2 separate regions of the Homo sapiens genome follow, and region 1 is linked to region 2. Evidence: read pairs that join two places in POLR2A ChIA-PET (ENCODE). Cell type or tissue: PC-9. All regions are shown on one strand.

The links. ChIA-PET counts read pairs that join two places held together with the same protein. Peaks named below come from ENCODE experiments on the same cell type or tissue, not always from the same donor. Only the 100,000 strongest peaks of a DNase experiment are listed, where the experiment ranks them.
Region 1: POLR2A ChIA-PET joins it to region 2 with 15 read pairs; 5 of 35 experiments call an interaction of 5 or more read pairs at or near these places.

The regions. Positions count from the first base shown.
Region 1 is chr7:74,380,866-74,388,865 of GRCh38, forward strand. CLIP2 (CAP-Gly domain containing linker protein 2) reads left to right here. Exons shown (of 17, transcript NM_003388.5): 12 at 5,656-5,739. Among named protein-coding and RNA genes, the nearest start is that of GTF2IRD1, 69 kb to the right of the region's middle. RefSeq lists an enhancer at 1-436 and a silencer at 3,994-4,288. In PC-9, no CTCF peak of the experiment used is centred here; a DNase peak (open chromatin) is centred at 76; H3K27ac peaks cover 67 bases.
Region 2 is chr7:74,135,615-74,143,614 of GRCh38, forward strand. No RefSeq gene overlaps it. Among named protein-coding and RNA genes, the nearest start is that of EIF4H, 35 kb to the right of the region's middle. RefSeq lists an enhancer at 3,211-3,740. In PC-9, no CTCF peak of the experiment used is centred here; DNase peaks (open chromatin) are centred at 6,277 and 6,897; H3K4me3 peaks cover 608 bases; H3K27ac peaks cover 3,534 bases.

The DNA.
Region 1 (8,000 bases), 250 kb after region 2:
GAGTGGCCACCAGGCCGGGCGGGACTCTGGGCTCTGGGAAGAGGCTGGCTGGCTCTGCCTTCCTGCTGGGTCACATTTTGGTTTGCATCATCTGCCATTTGGTAAGAGTCACCTCCTGTGTGCTGTGAGCTATGTACTCCTGCAAGGGAGGAGGCCAGTTTACGGAGGGATAGGCATTGCACCAGCCTTCCAAGTTGCTGTCTTTTTTTTCTTTTTCTTTTGAAACAGATTTAACGGAATAGTAAACTTAATGGAATATCAAACCTTATTATTTGTTTGGTTTATATTTTATTTTTATTTATTTATTTAGTTTATACTTTACTTTTATTTATTTATTTATTTTAGACGGAGTTTCGCTCTGTCGCCAGGCTGGAGTACAGTGGTGTGATCTCAGCTCACTGCAACCTCCAACTCCCTGGTTCAAGCGATTCTCCTGCCTCAGCCTCCCGAGTAGCTGGGATTACAGGCATGCACCACCATGCCCAGCTAATTTTTGTATTTTTAGTAGAGACGGGGTTTCACCATGTTGACCAGGGTGGTCTCGATCTCCTGACTGCGTGATCCGCCCGCCTTGGCCTCCCGAAGTGTTGGGATTACAGGCATGAGCCACCGTGCCTAGCTGGTTTAAACTTTAAAAACAGGTCTAAACTTCAAATGGTTCAAAGGGCATATGGCAAACTAACTCTTCACTGTTCTCTATTCTTCCCTCCCTGAAGGCGCAGTGTTAGCTTCTTTATATCCCCTTTCCAGAAATATTTTGTGCAGGTACGAGCAAGCAAGTGACACAAATGGTACCATATCTTCCATTCTTTCAGCTCCTTCATTTATTCCATTTAACAATGTATCTTGGAGAGGGTTCCTTATCAGTAGTACATTCTTTTACAGGGTACAGAATATTCCATTGTGTGGAGGTACCATTGTGTATTTAGCTGGTTTCCGATAACAATCACAGATTGTTTCCAGTCTTGGTCAGTTACAAAGATGGTAGACTGTTTCCAGTCTTGGTCAATTACAAACACCACTGTAGAAAATTACCTTGACTTCCATTGGGCTCAACCAATTTTAATTCCCACCAGCTGTGGTTGAAAACCTGTTTCCCCTCAAACTCCCATCAACAAAACGTTTGATCAGACTTTGTGATCTTTGCCAATCTGAAAGGTAAAAGGTGTAACTTCAACTCACCTTTCTCTTATGTGGATGAAGTTAAGAGGTATTTCTATTTGCATTTTTTTTTTGAGACGGAGTTTCACCCTTGTTGCCCAGGCTGGAGTGCAATGATGCGATCTCAGTTCACTGCAACCTCCGCCTCCCAGGTTCAAGCAATTCTCCTGCCTCAGCCTCCTGAGTAGCTGGGATTACAGGCATGCACCACCACGCCTGGCTAATTTTTGTATTTTTTTTTTTAGTAGAGACGGGGTTTCTCCATGTTGGGGCTGGTCTTTTTTTTTTTTTTTTTTAAGACAGAGTCTCACTCTGTTGCCCAGGCTGGAGTGCAGTGGCACGATCTCAGCTCACCACAACCTCCACCTCCCAGGTTCAAGCAATTCTCCTGCCTCAGCCTCCTGAGTAGCTGGGACTACACGTGCATGCCACCATGCCCTGCTAATTTTTTTTTTTTTTTTTTTTTTAGTAGAGATGGAGTTTCACTATGTTGGCCAGGCTGGTCTCAAACTCCTGACCTCATGATCCTCCCGCCTTGGTCTCCCAAAGTGCTGGGATTACAGGCATGAGCCACCATGCCCGGCTTCTATTTGCATTTCTATTTGTGTCTTTTGACCATTTTTTTCTGATTGGGTTATTGATCTTTTTGCTGATTTTTAGAAGCTCTTTATGTATGACATTGCAGACATTTTCCCCACTTTGTCATTTGCCTTTTTACTTTTTTCTTATGGTGGTGTTGGCCATGCAGATATTTAAAAAATCAGGCCAGGTATGGTGGCTCACACTTGTAATCCCAGCACTTTGGGAGGCTGAGTTAGGAGTATTGCTTGAGCCCAGGAGTTCAAGACCAGCCTGGGCAACATAGTGAGACCCTGTCTCTACAAAAAATACCCCCCTCCAAAAATTAGCCAGGTATGGTGGCATGCAGCTATAGTCCCAGATACTTGGGAAGGTGAGGCGGGAGGATCTCTTGAGCCCAGGAAGTGGAGGCTGCAGTGAGCTACGATCATGCCACTGCACTCCAGCCTGAGCAATAGAGTGAGACCCTGTCACCAAAAAAAAAAAAAAAAAAAAATCAATTCTTTTTTAGTTTAAAAAATGTATCCAGTGGTTTCTTCTGGTACTTTTCTGTCCTATTTTCTATGCTGAAATCTCTGATCCATCTAGAATTCATCCTTATATAAGTGTGAGATAAGGATCCATTTTTATTTTTTCCCAAAGGAATACCCACTTATCCCAACACTATTTTTGAAAATGGTCATTTTCTCCCCCCAACCCTCATTGATTGGAATTACTAACCTTATTGTCCTTAAATTCACTTATGTAATTGACTCTATTTCTGGACTTTTGTTCTATTCCAATGACTTGTTATTCTCTTCATGTGCCAATTCTATAATGTTTTAATTAGTCAAGCTTTGTCTATGTTGTAATTTCTGGCATGGCTTGTTCTTCTCTGCTTTATCAAAATTCTCTTGGCTATTGTTTAAAAACTAAGCTGAAATTAACATAAAATAGACATGTGCAGGTTTGTTATAAAATTAACAAATGAAAAAAATTAACATAACATACAATCAGCCATTTTAAAGCAAACACTTCAATGGCATTTAGCGCAGTCAACAATGTAGTACACCCAGCACTTCTATCTGGTTTCCAAAACATTCTCATGGGCTGGATTTGGTGGCTTACACCTGTAATTCCAGCACTTTGGGAGGCCCGGGCAGGAGAATTGCTTGAAGTCAGGAGTTCAAGACCAGCCTGGACAACATGGCGAAAACCCATCTCTACAAAAGAAAAGAAAAAGAAATAAAGAGAAAACAAACATTCTCATCATCCCAAAAGGAGAACCCATACCCACTAGCAGTGCTTCTCCATCCTCCTCTCCCCCCAGCCCATCACAACCACTAATTTACTTTCTATCTCTGTGGATTTATCTATTTGGAACATTTCATGTCAGGAGTTCGAGACCAGCCTGGTCAAAATGGTGAAACCCAGTCTCTACTAAAAATACAAAAATTAGCTGGGCGTGGTGGTGTGCGCCTGGAATCCCAGCTACGCAGGAAGATGAGGCAGAGAGAATCACTTGAACCTGGGAGGCAGAGGTTGCAGTGAGCCAAGATCGCGCCACTGCACTCCTGCCTGGGTGACAGAGTGAGACTCCATCTCAAACAACAACAACGACAACAAAACAAAACAAAAAAGAACCTCATTCTTTTTTGTGGCCAAATGATATTCCATTGTATGGACATACCGCATTTTGTTGATCCATTCCTCAGCTGATGGGCATTTGGGTTGTTTCTACCTTTTGGCTATTGTGAATGATGCTGCTAAGAACATAGATATGCATGTACTTGTTAAGTACCTGTTTTCAGTGCTTTGGGGTATATACCTAGAAGAGTAGAATGCTAGGTCATATGATTTTTTTTTTTTTTTTTTTTTTGAGATGGAGTCTCACTCTGTCACCCAGGCTGGAGTGCAGTGGTGCAATCTTGGCTCACTGCAACCTCCGCCTCCCAGGTTCAAGCGATTCTCCTGCCTCAGTCTCCTGAGTAGTTGGGATTAAAGGTGTGCGCCATCACGCCTGGCTAATTTTTGTATTTTTAGTAGAGACAGGGTTTCGCAATGTTGGCCAGACTGGTCTTGAACTCCTGGCCTCAATCGATGCACCTGCCTCGGCCTCCTGAAGTGCTGGGATAACAGGCGTGAGCCACCGCGCCTGGCCTCATATGGTAATTCTGTTTAAATTTTTGAGGAACTGCCAAACTCTTGGGTATTCTTGCTCATTTTTATAAGTGACTTAGAATCGGCACATCTAGTTCCACCAAAATTTTAAATCAGGCTGGGCGCAGTGGCTCACACTGTAATCCCAGGACTTTAAGAGGCTGAGGCAGGAGGATCACTTGAGCCTAGGAGTTCAACACCAGCCTGGGAAACATAGTGAGACCTTGTCTCTTCAAAAAATAAACAATTAGGCTAGGCGCGGTGGCTCATGCCTATAATCCCAACACTTTGGGAGGCCGAGGTGGGTGGATCACTTGAGGTCAAAAGTTCATGTCCAGCCTGGCGGACATGGTGAAACCCTGTCTCTATTAAAAATACAAAAAAAAAAAAAAAAAAAAAAGTTAGCCGGGTGTGGTGATGCATGCCTGTAATCGCAGCTACTCAGGAGGCTGAGGCAAGAGAATTTCTTGAACCTGGGAGGTGGAGGTTGCAGTGAGCTGAGATGGCGCCACTGCACTCCAGCCTGGGTGACAGAGCGAGACTCTGTCTCCAAAAATATAAAAAATAAAAAATTAGCCAGATGTGGTGGCACATGCCTGTGGTCTCAGCTACTCGGGAGGCTGAGGAAGGAGGATGACTTGAACCCAGGGGGTCGAGGCTGCAGTGAGCTATGATTGCACACTCCACTCCAGCCTGAGCAACACAATGATAACCTGTCTCAAAAAAAAAAAAAAAAAAGGTTAAAATCGTGTTGGTATTTTTAGTGGTATTACATTCCCTTTATAAATTAACTTGCAGAAGGTGGAGATGTTTCTGGGTACTTGGCATCCATTCTGTCCTTTATGGCTGTGAGGAGCACCCAGGCTTGAATACACAAGACCGGTGACCTAGGCACTGTTAGCACTGTTAGCACTGTTATTGTTCTCCCTGTTTTTCACTTGAGGGGACTAAGGCTGTGACAGGTTACCTAAGACCACATAGTGTCGGGTCTTCTTTTTTTTTTTTTTTTTTTTTTGAGACAGAGTTTCGCTCTTGTTGCCCAGGCTGGAGTGCGATGGTGCGATCTCTGCTCACCGCAACCTCTGCCTCCCAAGTTCAAGCGATTCTCCTGCCTCAACCTCCCAAGTAGCTGGAATTACAGGCATGCACCACCACGCCCAGCTAATTTTGTATTTTTAGTAGAGATGGGGTTTCTCCATGTTGGTCAGGCTGGTCTCGAACTCCCGACCTCAGGTGATCCACCTGCCTTGGCCTCCCAAAATGCTGGGATTATAGGCATGAGCCACCTCGCCCAGCCTCTTTTTTTTTTTTTTTTCTTTTTGAGACCGAGTCTCGCTGTGTCGCCCAGGCTGGAGTGCAATGGCGCTATCTTGGCTTACTGCTGCCTCTGCCTCCCGGGTTCAAACGATTCTCCTGCCTCAGCCTCCCGAGTAGCTGGGATTACAGGCACCTGCCACTATGCCCAGCTAATTTTTGTATTTTTAGTAGAGACTCGGTTTCACCATGTTTGTCTTGAACCCCCTGACCTCAGGTGATCCGCCGGCCTCGGCCTCCCAAAGTGCTGGGATTACAGGCATGAGCCACCACGCCCGGCCAGTGTCAGGTCCTCTTCTTCAGGAGGGGTTACCCAGCGAGACGGCTGGAGTGAGGAAGAACTTGGACCCTGGAGGCCAAGTGTGACCCCGTCACAGAGCTCCTGTGGGAGGGCCATGGCCCTACCCACTGCTGCTTTGGTCCAGGAGCATTGATGCTTCTCGTCTCTCCTCTCTCCCCTAGGCCTGCAGGACAAGCTGAACAAGAGGGACAAAGAGGTGACAGCCTTGACCTCCCAGACCGAGATGCTCAGGGCCCAAGTAAGTGGTAAGTCTCCCTCCCGCAGGGCAGATGCGGGGGGCTTTCACTGGGGCCGTGCCATTCAGCTGCCAATTAAGCATGGAGTGGGTCAGGGCCTGGCTTAGGGTCCCCTCCCCGACTCTGCTTTGAGAAGAAAAGGGCTGGCTGGTCGCGGTGGCTCGCGCCTGTAATCCCAGCACTTTGGGAGTCCGAGGCAGGCGGATCACCTGAGGTCAGGAGTTCGAGACCAGCCTGGCCAACATGGTGAAACCTCGTCTCTACTAAAAATACAAAAATTAGCCGGGCATGGTGGCATGCACCTGTAATCCCAGCTACTCGGGAGGCTGAGGCAGGAGAATCGCTTGAACCTGGAAGGCAGAGCTGCCAGTGAGCCGAGATGGCGCCACTGCACTCCAGCCTGGGTGACAGAGCGAGACTCCATCTCAAAAAAAAAAAAAAAAAAAAGGGCCAGGGCCAGGTCACCTGCACCAGACAGACATGTACCTGGGGAGCAGTGAGTGGCCCACATGTGGTCCATCCTATAATGCCTCCCCGCCAGCTTCTGTCCCCAGAGCCAGCTCTGTGTTCTCTGTGTCCTGAAATTCTATCCATTCTATCCCAGGTTCCCTCTTTCTGGTCCTGAAGACTTTCTGGTTTCTCTCTCTCTCTCTCTTTTTGCTTTTGTTTTTGAGACAGGGTTGCACTCTGTCACCTAGGCTGGAGTGCAGTGGTGCAATCTCAGCTCACTGAAACCTCCACTTCCCGGGTTCAAGCGATTCTCCTGCCTCAGCTTCCTGAGTAGCTGGGATTACAGGCGCACACCACCACACCCGGCTAATTTTTGTATTTTTTTAGTAGAGATGGGGTTTCGCCATGTTGGCCAGGCTGGTCTCCAACTCCTGAGCTCAGGTGATCCACCTGCCTTGGCCTCCCAAAGTGCTGTGATTACAGGTGTGAGCCACCACGCCCGGCCCCTGGCCCTGCTTCTTGTTCACCAGAACACCAGTGGTGGTGGGCATGAGACAGCCCCCCTCCTCGGAAATGGTTGCCAACCTGTCTTCTGTCCATCCCCCAGTACAAGGCAGAATTGGCCCCAAAAAAGGTCAGTGGACCTCAGACTCCTCCAAGGCCAAGGTGAAGGTGAAGCTTTTCCTAATCCAGGCGACAGTGTAAACACACGTGTGATATCGCTCCCCACACCAGGAGCCCAAGCAGCTGCTGTGCTTGGCGAGGATTGATCTGTTTATTGTACCTGTTCTCTCAGGCCCCTTGCCACCTGGCTTGTAGGGACAACTGAGACCAATGGTGCTTTTAAAATTATGCAGTGGAGGCCGTGAGCGATGCTCATGCCTATAATCTCAGCACTTTGGGAGGCCGAGGAGGGAGGTTTGCTTGAGGCCAGGGGTTCGAGACCAGCCTATGAAACATTGTGAGGCCTCATTTCTATGAAACATACAAAAATTTGGCCGGGGCTGGGCATGGTGGCTCATGCCTGTAATCCCAGCAGTTTGGGAGGCCGAAGCGGGTAGATCACCTGAGGTCAGGAGTTTCAGACCAGCCTGGCCAACATGATGAAATCCCGTCTCTACTAAAAATACAAAAAAATTAGCTGAGCGTGGTAGCGTGCACCTGTAGTCCCAGCTACTCAGGAGGTTGAGGCAGGAGAGTCACTTGAACCCGGGAGGTAGAGGTTGCAATAAGTCGAGATTGTGCCATGGCACTCCAGCCTGGCAGCGGAGTGAGACTCTATCACACACACACACACAAAAACAATTAGCCAGGCATGGTGGTGGGCACCTGTAATCTCAGCTACTTGGGAGGTTGAGGCAGGAGAATTGCTGCAACCTGGGAGGCGGAGGTTGCAGTGAGCTGAGAACATGCCATTGCACTCCTGGGCCGACAATAGCAAGACTCCGTCTCAAAAAAAAAAAAAAATTTGGCCGGGCACCGCGGCTCACATCTGTATCCCAGCACTTTTGAAGCCAAGTTGGGTGGATTGTTTGAGGTCAGGAGTTCGAGATCAGTCTGGCCAACATGGTGAACCCCATCTCTACTAAATATACAGAAATTAGCCAGGTGTGGTGGCACATGCCTGTAGTCCCAGCTACTTGGGAGGTTGAGGCAGAAGAATTGCTTGAACCCAGGAAGCGGAGGTTGTAGTGAGCCAAGATCGTACCACTGCACTCTAGCCTGGGTGACAGAGTGAGACTTTGTCTCCAAAAAAAAAAAACCGCCAGGTATGATGGTGCACTCCTGTAGTCCCAGCTACTCAGGAGGCTGAGGCAGGA
Region 2 (8,000 bases):
CGTGTTAACCATGATAGTTTCCATCTCCTGACCTCGTGATCCGCCCACCTTGGCCTCCCAAAGTGCTGGGATTACAGGCGTGAGCCACTGCACCCGGCCCCAAGAAATAATTTTTTTAAAAGCTGGGGTTTCCAAAAACCCTCTCCTGGAGTTAGATAATTTTCTAGAATGGCTCACAGAGCTCAGGGAAATACTTTACTTATGTTAAGTAATTTTTTTTTTATTTTTTATTTTTTGAGACTCACTCTGTCGCCAGGCTGGAGTACAGTGGCGCAATCCCAGCTCACTGCAACCTCCACTTCCTGGGATCAAGCGATTCTCCTGCCTCAGCCTCCTGAGTAGCTGGGACTACAGGCGCAGGCCACCACGTCCAGCTAATTTTTGTATTTTTAGTAGAGACAGGGTTTCACCGTGTTGGCCAGGATGGTCTCGATCTCTTGACCTTGTGATCACTCGCCTCAGCCTCTCAAAGTGCTGGGACTGATTACAGGCATGAGCCACTGCACCCGCTGCAACTAGTTTATTATATTCAAATTTTTTTACTTAAATTTTTTTTTTTTTTTTTTTTTGAGACGGAGTCTCGCTCCGTCCCCCAGGCTGGAGTACAGTGATACAATCTCGGCTCACTGCAACCTCCGCCTCCAAGGTTCATGCCATTCTCCTGCCTCACCCTCCCGAGTGGCTGGGACTGCAGGCGCGTGCCACCACGCCCGGCTAATTTTTTGTATTTTCAGTAGAGACGGAGTTTCACTGTGTTAGCCAGGATGGTCTCAATCTCCCAATTCCATGATCCGCCCACCTGGGCCTCCCAAAGTGCTGGGATTACAGGCATGAGCCACCACACCTGGCCTTTTTTACTTAATTTTTAAAATAGGGATGGAATCTTGCTATCTTGCCCAGGCTGGTCTTGAATTCCTGGGCTCAAGTGATTCTCTCACCTCAGCCTCACCCTCTGTAGTAGCTCGAACTACAGGTGCACACCACCACATGCAGCTAAGTTTTTAATTTTCCTTTTTTTTTTTTTTTGAGACGAAGTTTCACTCTTGTCGCCCAGGCTGGAGTGCAATGGCGTGGTCTCAGCTCACTGCAATCTCTGCCTCCTGGGTTCAAGCGATTCTCCTGCCTCAGCCTCCCGAGTAGCTGGGACTACAGGCACCTGCCACCACGCCTGGTTAATTTTGTATTTTAGTAGAGACAGGGTTTCACCATGTTGGTCAGGCTGGTCTTCAGCTCCTGACCTCAGGTGATCCACCCGCCTTGGCCTCCCAAAGTGCTGGAATTACAGGTGTGAGCCACCACACCCAGCCTTTAATTTTATTTTCTATAGAGAGGAGTCCCATAATATTACCCAAGCTGGTCTCAAACTCTTGGCCTCAATAAATCCTCCCACCTCAGCCTCCTGAGTAGCTAGGACTACAGGAGTGCACCACCATGCCCAGCTAATGTTTTTATGTTTTGTAGAGATGAGGGTCTCATTATGTTGCCCAGGCTCGTCTTGAACTCCTGGGCTCAAGTGATCCATCCTCCTGCCTCAGCTTCCCAAAGTGCTGGGATTACAGGTGTGAGCAAACATGCCCAGCCTAATATTATTAATACATCGTAGCTGTCCATATTTATAGGGTGCATGTGAAATTTTGTTATGTGCATAGAAGTGAGATTGTAGGAACCAAGGAAAAAACTTCTGCTTCACCTTCTGAAGGTTTGCTGATAAATCAGCTCACAAAAGGCAGATTAATTAGAAAAAGGGGGATACAAATTGCATTCACACGTATCTGGGGAGAACCACACCACAGCGTGATTACCCACCACCCCAAAGGCGTTCAGACGCTTATATACCATCTTCTTTTTTTTTTTAAGTAGAGACTGGGTTTTCGCCATGTTGCCAGGCTGGTCTTGAACTCCTGCACTCAAGTGATCTTCCCCTCTTGGCCTCCCAAAGTGGCGCTGGGATTACCGCCATGAGCCACTGTGCCTGGCACTATATACATATATATAGATATGTATACATATCTATATCTATAGATATCTATATATCTATATCTATATGTATACATATCTATATATATAGACATGTGTATATATATCTATAGATATCGATATCTATAGATATAGATATACTATCTTGCAGATACAGAAAGAATAGGGGTTTGGATCCTGGTAAAACAGGTTATGGCAGGGGGAAGAAAGAGGAATTCTATTGAGGGGACATAAAAGATTACTGGGGGCTAGGCAGAGTGGCTCATGCCTGTAATCCTAGCACTTTGGGAGGCCAAGGTGGGCAGATCACTTGAGGTCAGGAGTTCGAGACCAGCCTGGCCAACATGGCGAAACCCTGTCTCTACTCAAAACACAAAAATTAGCCAGTCATGGTGGCACATAGCTGAAATCCCAGCTACTCAGGAGGCTGAGGCAGGAGAATCACTTGAACCCAGGAGGAGGAAGTTGCAGTGAGCTGAGATGGCATCACTGCACTCCAGCCTGGGTGACAGAGTGAGACTCCATCTCAATAAAAATAAAAATAAAAATAAAAATAAACATTGCTGGGGAGAATGAATGGATTTAGGAACAGAGATTAACTTGTACATAATTCTCTTTGGAATTTCAATGAGCCTGAGGGAGACATTATCTTGCGGAAGAGTCTGTTCAGGTGTGGTTCCATTCTTGATTTTATAGAAAGGAGAAGAAAAAAAAACAATTGTTTTCCTTGTTGAGGGGGGATGTCTGGATCTTAGGCAGAGAAAGTAACTTCAACTTCATCCTGTGCTGTGGGGGAAAAGACGGTCTTTTAGACACAGTTTATCGTTACTGCTGCTTTTCCTGTGTTTGGCCTATACCTTCCTGCCTCTTTGAATGATGGGTAGACCAGAGTTTGTGAGTCAATTTGTATTAGCTGTGTGATCTGGAGCAAGCTACTGTTGTCAGAGGAGTTTGAACCACAGTGATTCCATCTTGAATAGGGGGTGGGTAAAATGAGGCTGAGACCTGCTGATATTGACAGGAGGCAGCCAATTGCCTAGGCCAATAGGGGCGGGTCCGCGGTGAAACCCCACCTCCAACCCGAAGACGGTTTAAAGCCTGAAACTGAAGGTACAAGTTTAAACCTTAGACCGGATTGAGAGCTTACCTTCCTGTTTGTCGCGCTTTCCTCTGATTGATCCCCACCCTTCGCCTATTTTACATATACCCACCCTTTCCTAATTGGTTTTCTACTCTTTCTTTTTTTTTTTGACAGAGTCTCGCTCTGTCACCCAGGCTGGAGTGCAGTGGTGCAATCTCGGCTCACTGCAATCTCCACCCCCCGGGTTCATGTCATTCTCCTGCCTCAGCCTCCCCAGTAGCTGGGACTACAGGCGCCTGCTACCACGCCCGGCTAATTTTTTGTATTTTTTAGTAGAGATGAGGTTTCACCGTGTTAGCCAGGATGGCCTCAATCTCCTGACCTTGTGATCTGCCCGCCTTGGCCTCCCAAAGTGCTGGCATTACAGGCATGAGCCACCGTGCCCGGCGGTTTTCTACTCTTTCATGACCACCTTTGAGTAGTGTCTTTGCTTTAACTCACCTCATTAGCATAAACTCCAGTGTGATCAAAAGGACTCATTATAAATAACAAAAGACATTCCTCCAACTCCTGGACTTAAGGGATCCCTCAAGCAAGCCTCAGCCTCCTGAATAGCTGGGACTACTCCTTTTTGCATACTCACAAGCCAATCAGCACACACTCCCCACCCTGTGCCTATAAAGGCTCCAGACTCAGTCAGCAGGGGAAAAGACGACCTGACTTCGGGGAAGGCAGCCTGCACTTCCCATCCCCTCTCCAGCTCCCCTCTCCACTGAGAGTCGCTTTCATTGCTCAATAAAATTCTCCACCTTCATCATCCTTCAATCGTCCGTGTAACTTCATTCTTCCTGGATGCTGGACAAGAGCTTGGGACCCAGTGAGTGAGGATACCCAGAAAGGCTGTCACACTGGGCCTTTGCCCTCGCCTGTGAAGGGCAGCTGTCCCCATGTGATGAGGCAAGGGGCCAGCTGATCTGCTGACATGTCACCATCTGTGGACAGCAGAACTAAAGGAGCACTGTAATAACACCCCCTCTGCAGCTTCGGGGACACGGGCACCCTCACCTAGGTGCTGCTGCTTTCCCCTCAAGGTGACATGCCTGCTCTGGCCATGGGCCCTGCATACAGCTTGCTCCTGTGTTGGTGCCTGGAGAAGCCAGCTGGCCAGATCCCACACTTAGTCACTTGTGTGCTCCCTCCTGCAAGGGGTTGAGCACAGGGGGCTGAGTAGATGGGGCATCCCTTCCATGAGTCCAGCGAAGGTGCCTAGAAAAACCCTGCATCACCACTGAGCTACTTTCCCAGGAGGTGAGGCATTCCCAGTCACAGGATGACACAGGAGGGTGGCACAAGACATAGGTGACAAAAAACCTTGCTGATAAAACAGGTTGCAGCAAAGAAGCCGGCCAAAACCCACCAAAACCAAGGTGGCGATGAAAGTGACCTCTGGTAGGCTGGGTGCGGTGGCTCAACGCCTATAATCCCAGCACTTTGGGAGGCCCAGGCGGGCGGATCACCTGAGGCCAGGAGTTTGAGACCAGCCTGACCAACATGGAGAAACTCCGTCTCTACTAAAAATACAAAAAATTAGCTGGGCGTGGTGGCACATGCTTGTAATCCCAGCTACTCAGGAGGCTGAGGCAGGAGAATTGCTTGAACCCGGGAGGCGGAGGTTGCAGTGAGCCAAGATCGTGCCATTGCATTCTAGCCTGGATGACAAGAGTGAAACTCCATCTCAAAAAATAGAAAGAAAGTGACCTCTGGTCGTCCTCACTGCTCATTATGTGCTAATTATAATATATTAGCATGCTAAAGACACTCCCATCAGTGCCATGACAGTTTAGAAATGCCGTGGCAACATCAGGAAGTTACCCTATATTGTCTAAAAAGGGGAGGAACCGGCCGGGCGCAGTGGCTCATGCCTGTAATCCCAGCACTTTGGGAGGCCAAGGCAGGTGGATTGCAAGGTCAAGAGTTCAAGACCAGCCTGGCCAAGATGTGAAACCCTGTCTCTACTAAAAATACAAAAATTAGCTGGGCATGGTGGCGGGCGCCTGTAATCCCAGCTACTCCAGAGGCTGAGGCAGGAGAATTGCTTGGACCCAGGAGGCAGAGGTAGCAGTGAGCTGAGATTGCACCATTGCACTCCAGCCTGGGTGGCAGAGCAAGACTCTGTCTCAAAAAAAAGTGGGGAGGAACCCTCAGTTCCAGGAATTGCCCGTGCCTTTCCCAGAAAATTCATGAATAATCCACCCTTGTTGGGCATGTAATCAAGAGATAACTATAAAAAATATCCAGCCAGCAACCTTAGGGGATGCTCTGCCTATGGAGTAGACATTCTTTGTTCCTTTACTTTCTTTTTTTTTTTTTTTTTTGTGAGATGGAGTCTCACTTTGTCATCCAGGCTGGAGTGCAGTGGTGCAATCTTGGCTCACTGCAACCTCTACCTCCCCAGCTCAAGCGATTCTCCTGCCTCAGCCTCCCAAGTAGCTGGGATTACAGGCGTATGTCACCACGCCCAGCTAGTTTTTGTATTTTTTAGTGGAGACAGGGTTTCACCATGTTGGCTAGTCTGGTCTTGAACTCCCAATCTCAAATGATCCGCCCACCTTGGCCTATCAAAGTGCTGGGATTACAGGTGTGAGCCACTGTGCCCAGCCTATTCCTTTACTTTCTTAATATACTTGCTTCCACTTTACTCCATGGACTCGCCTGGAATTGTTTCTTGCGTGAGATTCAAGAACTCTCTCTTGGCTGGGTGTGGTGGCTCACGCCTGTAATCCCAGCACTTTGGGAGGCCGAGGCAGGTGGATCATGAGGTCAGGAGTTTGAGACCAGCCTGACCAACATGGGGAAACCCTGTCTCTACTAAAAATACAAGAAAATTAGCCGGGCGTGGTGGCACGTGCCTGTAATCCCAGCTACTCAGGAGGCTGAGGCAGGAGAATCACTTGAACCCGGGAGGCAGAGGGCGCCACTGCAGTCCAGCTTGGGCAATAGAGTGAGACCCTGTCTCAAAAAAAAAAAAAAAAAAAAAAGATTAAAAAAGAACCCTCTCTTGGGGTCTTGATTGGGACTCCTTTCCAGTAACAGTGTGAAAGAAAAATAAAATCACCAGACCCCAAACTCACTATGTCAAAGGGCAAAAAGCTAAGCTTAGGAACTGAGTCATACAGGAAACTGCATTTTCTTTTGTTCCTAACCAGATAGCTGCAAGATTGAATGCCACGTATCTCCACAGGTGGCTTCCCTCACCCTGACCATGTAAATTCAGCTTACCTTCACAGGTACAGGACAAATAAAAAAATAGAAATCTGGCCAGGCATGGGGGCTCACACCTGTAATTCCAACACTTTGGGAGGCTGGGGTGAGAGAATTGCTGGAGCTCAGGGGTTGGAGATCACCCTGGGCAACCCAGTGAGAGGCTGTCTCTACGGAAAAGATTTTAAATTAGCCTGGTGTGGTAGTGCACACCTGTAGTACCAGCTACTCAGGAGGCTGCATTGGGAGTATTGCTTAAGCTCAGGAGGTCGAGGCTCTAGTGAGGTGTGATCGCACCGCTGCACTCCAACCTGAGCAACAGAATAAGACCCTGTCTCAAAAAAAAAAAAAAAAAAAAAAATCATGGCCGGGCGTGGTGGCTTACGGCTGTAATCCCAACACTTTGAGAGGCCAAGGGATCACCTGAGGTCACGAGTTCGTGACCAGCCTGACCAACATGGTGAAACCCCGTCTCTACTATAGACAAAAAATTAGACAGGCATGGTGGCACATGCCTGTAATTCCAGCTACTTGGGAAGCTGAGGCAAGAGAATCACTTGAGCTGAGGCGGCAGAGGTTGCAGTGAGCCAAGATTGCACCATTGCATTCCAGCCTGGGCCACAAGAGTGAAACTCTGTCTCAAAAAAATAACAATAATTTTTTTTTTTTTTTGAGGTGGAGTCTTGCCCTGTCACCCAGGCTGGAATGCAGTGGCACGACCTTGGCTCACTGCAAGCTCCGCCTCCCGGGTTCACGCCATTCTCCTGCCCCAGCCTCCCGAGTAGCTGGGACTACAGGCGCCTGCCACCACGCCCGGCTAAATGTTTTGTATTTTTAGTAGAGACAGGGTTTCACCATGTTAGCCAGGATGGTCTCAATCTCCTGATCTCATCATCCGTCCGCCTAGGCCTCCCAAAGTGCTGGGATTACAGGTGTGAGCCACCGCGTCCGGCCAATATTTTTCTTTTTTTTAAATCATACTTCCAGGCCAGGTGCGGTGGCTCACACCTGTAATCCCAGCACTTTAGGAGGCTGAGGTAGGCAGATCACAAGGTCAGGAGTTCGAGACCAGCCTGGCTAACATGGTGAAACCCTGTCTGTACTAAAAACTACAAAAATTAGCTGGGCGTGGTGGCACACACCTGTAATGCTAGCTACTCAGGAGGCTGAGGCAGGAGAATTGCTTGAGCCCGGGAGGCGGAGGTTGCAGTGAGCTGAGATCACACTACTGCACTCCTGCCTGGGGGACAAAGTGAGACTCTGTCTCAGAAAAAAATAATAATAATAAATCATACTTACCCCCACCCTAAGACAAAAGCATAATTGACTTCTTCCTCTACTCTGTGTTTACTTTATCTTGTGTAAAATACAGATATATTTAGCACAAGATGAATTCATAATTGACTGTTCCTTTTTCCCTCCTTTCACATGTGTTAAAAGAAAAACTTCAGCCAAATTAAATTTAAGGGAGTTTAATTGAGCAATGAACAATTTGTGAATCGGGCAGCCCCCAGAATCACAGCCGATTCAGACAGACTCCAGTGCAGCCATGTGATGGAAGAAGATTTATAGACAAAGGGAAATGACATACAGAAGTCAGTGAGGTACAAAAACAACTGGATTGGCTACAGGTCGGCATTTGCCTTATTTGAATATGGCTCAAACAGTTGGCTACATCTGA